Linked DNA regions of Homo sapiens: region 2 is linked to region 1. The links are chromatin loops, found by intact Hi-C in ENCODE. Cell type or tissue: Panc1. All regions are shown on one strand. Each heading gives the region's core, and the rest is flanking DNA. Links, peaks and the distances in the headings are about the cores only.

What was found. Hi-C counts contacts between places; a loop is a spot of excess contacts. Peaks named below come from ENCODE experiments on the same cell type or tissue, not always from the same donor. Only the 100,000 strongest peaks of a DNase experiment are listed, where the experiment ranks them.
Region 2: a loop joins it to region 1, with 2.3 times the contacts of the local background. A loop is called at or near these places in 5 of 110 quality-filtered maps.

What each region holds. Positions count from the first base shown.
Region 1 is chr7:26,183,239-26,186,167 of GRCh38, forward strand. NFE2L3 (NFE2 like bZIP transcription factor 3) reads left to right here. Exons shown (of 4, transcript NM_004289.7): 3 at 463-546; 4 at 1,295-2,929. The coding sequence ends at 2,545. Among named protein-coding and RNA genes, the nearest start is that of HNRNPA2B1, 16 kb to the right of the region's middle. RefSeq lists enhancers at 2,333-2,382, 2,403-2,632. In Panc1, for the core only: no CTCF peak of the experiment used is centred there; no DNase peak of the experiment used is centred there; H3K27ac peaks cover 195 bases.
Region 2 is chr7:26,283,896-26,286,824 of GRCh38, forward strand. No RefSeq gene overlaps it. Among named protein-coding and RNA genes, the nearest start is that of SNX10, 6.5 kb to the right of the region's middle. In Panc1, for the core only: CTCF peaks have their summits at 1,360 and 1,564; a DNase peak (open chromatin) is centred at 1,346.

The DNA.
Region 1 (2,929 bases), core at 333-2,832:
ATACTGAGTACCATAATCAGAGAAATAGGTCAGCTGCAGTGGCTCACGTCTGTAATCCCAGCACTTTGGGAGGCCTAGGTGGGTGGATCACTTGCGGTCAAAAGTTCGAGACCAACTTGGCCAACATGGTGAAACCCTGTCTCTACTAAAAATACAAAAATTAGCCAGACGTGGTGGTGCACAGCTGTAATCCCAGCTACTCCGGAGGCTAAGGCAGGAGAATCCTTTGAACCTGGGAGGCAGAGGGTGTAGTGAGCCGAGATTGCACCACTGCACTCCATTCTGGGCCAGAGTGAGATCCGTCTCAAAATATAATAAAAAGTAGAACTTCCAACCAAGGAACATAATAGCATAAAAATCCAGTGTGGAAATAATACCTGGTGATCCTTTAAAGATAAAGCCTAAAGCCCCAACCAGTTCAGTCTTTTATGTGAAAGATGCACTTTTTGTGTTTCTCTACAGAGACATCTGAATGGGACAGATACTTCTTTCTCTCTGGAAGACTTATTCCAGTTGCTTTCATCACAGCCTGAAAATTCACTGGAGGTAATTGGAACTTTGGCTTTTATCCTCGCAGGAACATATCTGCACTGACCTTTTGGTGAACAAATACAACTCCTTTACTTGGATGACACAGCAGTTTAAAGTAATGCTTATTTTTACAGAAGCACTTCAGCTTAGAATTAACCAAATATGTATAGCATTCCTCTTTCCAAATAATCCCAAAGGTATAATCAAATTTAGACTAGTCATGGAAAACAGCGTGGAGATTTCTCAAAAAACTAAAAGAATTATCAGGTATTTATCCAAAGGAAAGGAAATCAGTGTATCAAAGGGACACCTGCACCCCCATGTTTATTGCAGCAATATTCACAATAGCCTTGTAGTTTTAGCGCTTAGAGGCATTTAAACAGCCTCTCTCCTCCAGACTACTTCACTGTAGTTTATTATCCCTGACCCTCCACAATGTGATTACCAACCGCTAGGATGAGTTGCATCTTATTATAAAGTAGCAAATTACAAGATTGTAACATTAGACTTTTTAAGAAAATCCAGTCAGCTTTTATACTAATCCATCTTAATTTCTAGGTTACTCAGAATTCCAGGTATTCTGATTTGGACTCACATCTCGTATTGTATTGCCTGTATTTAACTAGGAAGTTACTGCCAACAGCATCTATCTCTATTAAATGTAGAGGAATTGACAAAAGAGGGGAAAGAAAGTTGTTAGGTAATAGAACTGCTTCAGAAATAGGGCTATTCATGTTTGAAGTGTTTCTCCTTCGTTTTTCAGGGCATCTCATTGGGAGATATTCCTCTTCCAGGCAGTATCAGTGATGGCATGAATTCTTCAGCACATTATCATGTAAACTTCAGCCAGGCTATAAGTCAGGATGTGAATCTTCATGAGGCCATCTTGCTTTGTCCCAACAATACATTTAGAAGAGATCCAACAGCAAGGACTTCACAGTCACAAGAACCATTTCTGCAGTTAAATTCTCATACCACCAATCCTGAGCAAACCCTTCCTGGAACTAATTTGACAGGATTTCTTTCACCGGTTGACAATCATATGAGGAATCTAACAAGCCAAGACCTACTGTATGACCTTGACATAAATATATTTGATGAGATAAACTTAATGTCATTGGCCACAGAAGACAACTTTGATCCAATCGATGTTTCTCAGCTTTTTGATGAACCAGATTCTGATTCTGGCCTTTCTTTAGATTCAAGTCACAATAATACCTCTGTCATCAAGTCTAATTCCTCTCACTCTGTGTGTGATGAAGGTGCTATAGGTTATTGCACTGACCATGAATCTAGTTCCCATCATGACTTAGAAGGTGCTGTAGGTGGCTACTACCCAGAACCCAGTAAGCTTTGTCACTTGGATCAAAGTGATTCTGATTTCCATGGAGATCTTACATTTCAACACGTATTTCATAACCACACTTACCACTTACAGCCAACTGCACCAGAATCTACTTCTGAACCTTTTCCGTGGCCTGGGAAGTCACAGAAGATAAGGAGTAGATACCTTGAAGACACAGATAGAAACTTGAGCCGTGATGAACAGCGTGCTAAAGCTTTGCATATCCCTTTTTCTGTAGATGAAATTGTCGGCATGCCTGTTGATTCTTTCAATAGCATGTTAAGTAGATATTATCTGACAGACCTACAAGTCTCACTTATCCGTGACATCAGACGAAGAGGGAAAAATAAAGTTGCTGCGCAGAACTGTCGTAAACGCAAATTGGACATAATTTTGAATTTAGAAGATGATGTATGTAACTTGCAAGCAAAGAAGGAAACTCTTAAGAGAGAGCAAGCACAATGTAACAAAGCTATTAACATAATGAAACAGAAACTGCATGACCTTTATCATGATATTTTTAGTAGATTAAGAGATGACCAAGGTAGGCCAGTCAATCCCAACCACTATGCTCTCCAGTGTACCCATGATGGAAGTATCTTGATAGTACCCAAAGAACTGGTGGCCTCAGGCCACAAAAAGGAAACCCAAAAGGGAAAGAGAAAGTGAGAAGAAACTGAAGATGGACTCTATTATGTGAAGTAGTAATGTTCAGAAACTGATTATTTGGATCAGAAACCATTGAAACTGCTTCAAGAATTGTATCTTTAAGTACTGCTACTTGAATAACTCAGTTAACGCTGTTTTGAAGCTTACATGGACAAATGTTTAGGACTTCAAGATCACACTTGTGGGCAATCTGGGGGAGCCACAACTTTTCATGAAGTGCATTGTATACAAAATTCATAGTTATGTCCAAAGAATAGGTTAACATGAAAACCCAGTAAGACTTTCCATCTTGGCAGCCATCCTTTTTAAGAGTAAGTTGGTTACTTCAAAAAGAGCAAACACTGGGGATCAAATTATTTTAAGAGGTATTTCAGTTTTAAATGC
Region 2 (2,929 bases), core at 300-2,799, 100 kb after region 1:
ATACATATATTTGTGTATCTTATAAATCTATACATACATATATTTGTGTATCTTATAAATCTATACATACATATATTTGTGTATCTTATAAATCTATACATACATATATTTGTGTATCTTATAAATCTATACATACATATATTTGTGTATCTTATAAATCTATACATACATATATTTGTGTATCTTATAAATATATACATACATATATTTGTGTATCTTATAAATATATACATACATATATTTGTGTATCTTATAAATCTATACATACATATATTTGTGTATCTTATAAATATATACATACATATATTTGTGTATCATAAATATATACATACATATATTTGTATATCTTATAAATATATACATACATATATTTGTATATCTTATAAATATATACATACATATATTTATATATTATATATAGTGTATATAGAGAAATATATAGTATATATATAAATATATATATATTGTCTGTGTGTGTGTGTGTGTATATATATATATATATATATATATTTTTTTTTTTTTTTGACAGGGTCTTACTCTGTCACCCAGGCTGGAGTGCAGTGGCATGATAACAGCTCACTGCAGCTTCCACCTCCTGGGTTCAAGCAGTCCTCTCAACTCAGCCTGCTGAGAAGCTAGGACCACAGGTGTGCACCACTGTGCTTGGCTATTTTTTTTTTTAATTTATTTTTTGCAGAGATAAGGTCTCACTATGTTGCCCAAGCTAGGCTTGAATTCCTGGGTTCAGGCCTCTGGCCTTGGCCTCCCAACATACTGGAATTACAGGCATGAGTCACCGCGCCTGGCCTGTTTATACATTGTTGAATGCACTCTACGTAACATTTGAATGGTTCAAAAGGATATACATTAAAAAGCAATCTTCCTCTCATGTTTGCCCTTACCTCCTTATTTCTCCTCACCAAAGTTCATCCTTTCAGAGGAATTTCATACATATACATAGGTTGGTTGTTAAAAAAAAAACTTAGTCCTATGTATGTCCATTCACAGAAAATTGTATAAATGAGTATAAGTATACTTTCTTCTGCAAAAGTTGTCATAAAGAGATTTGGATATTATGCAACCATTTATTTAGGAAAGATGAGCTGTGCACTAAAAACAACGACATCAAAATCATGTTTATGAAGCTCTTTCCTACTCTGCTGCAGTCCTGGACTTAGTAATTTCTATCTATTATTTCGTAATGACAACCCTGTTGGATAGGTACTATTTCACAGATAAGAAAACTGAGGCTTAGAGACATGAAGTGACTTGCCTAAAGAATTTGGGGATTAGACAGAAGCTTTTCAGCGCTGGAGCCTGAGCCTTAACCACCGTACTCTACTACCTCCACATGGTTATAGACTATAATGCACCCAATATCCAGAACTAGTACCACGTGTACAGGTACTAAAGGCTATATGCAGAGCACTAAAGAAAACCAAACCCACCCAAGACAAAAAAAACCCAGCTTCTCCATGCAAGAAGATGGCTTCTCTACTGGTCTCTTGTTCTTTGGTTGAGTGTTGGTGCCAATTATACCATACTGCAATTTATATCAAAAGCTTAGAAATTAGATGATTGGGAATGGGTTTATGTTTGATATGCTCAGTAATGGCTAAGGTTTGTTTTGTTTTTGTCAGTTTTAATCAACCAATTTATTTTTAGTTTATAATAATAAAATAAAATTCACCATTGAAACCAATGCTTTTAAAATGCAGCTTTTTTTTTTCTTTTTTCTTTTCTTCTTTTTTTTTTTGAGACAGAGTGTCACTATGTCATCCAGGCTGAAATGCAGTGGCTGATCTCAGCTCACTGCAACCTCTGCCTCCCAGGTTCAAGTGAGTCTCTTCCCTCAGCTGCCCCAGTAGCTGGGACTACAAGTGTGCGCCACCACGCCTGGCTAATTTTTGTAGTTTTTAGTAAAGATGGGGTTTCACCATGTTGGCCAGGCTGGTCTTGAACTCCTGACCTCAAGTGATCTGCCCGCCTCGGCCTCCCAAAGTGCTGGGATTACAGGCATGAGCCACCACGTTAGGCCTTAAAATGTAGCTTTTGATAATGCAAGGGCTTTTTTGTTTTTGTTTTCTCTTTCCCAGGAATGAAGTTACTTTGGTAGAGCAGAATGAGCAGGACATCACTGCAGAGCATCCCTTGGTGGTCCTGGGGAATATTGGGCAAGGTGCCTACCTCTGCTTGGGTGTGTGCTCCTGTCAGTCGTGTAAAGCCAAATGAACATGTAGCAAGTCGTGTGGTGATAATTCCCATTATAGACACTTTAGCATTTACAGTGAGGATTGGTCTTCTTACTTGCAACTTCTGTAAGTGATAAAATGTGAGGATGTGAGATGCCCTTAGTGCTTCAACTTTGAAACAAAAATTTCAACTACTCCTTTTTCATATGTCTGAATTGTTACCATTTGCAAATATTTCTCTGAGTAGATTGGAATCTTGTTAATATTGAGCAATCAAATAGAGGGAAAAAAATGGGATGTTGAAACTGATAGGAGAGTCCAACGATCTTTCACAAATCCCTGATTTCAAATCTTGGTGTTCAACAAAACAGTTTCCAATGGTCATTGATTTCTCTATAATTAGCAAATGCTACAAAATTGAATTCATCAGATAAACGTATAGTAATGGAATTGTGTTTTTCTTTGTTTTATAAATGGGGTTCATTTGAAGAAAGGGTTCTGATGCTAAAGGCGTTCGAAAAACCAGTAAATTGGATCACTGTAGAGAGGCTACTGTAGGATTCTGAGAGTTGAGAGTGTCTGCAGGAGAATAGAACACAGAAGGTGAGTTCCACCATGATCTGGCCAAGACGAAATGTATGGATCTTGGACCTGAGTGGATCAAAGGAAGGGATTGGGTCAAAGGAAGTGCCAAAGTTAGCGTGTTTGGGGTGTTAACTGGGAGAACAGTAGTCCAC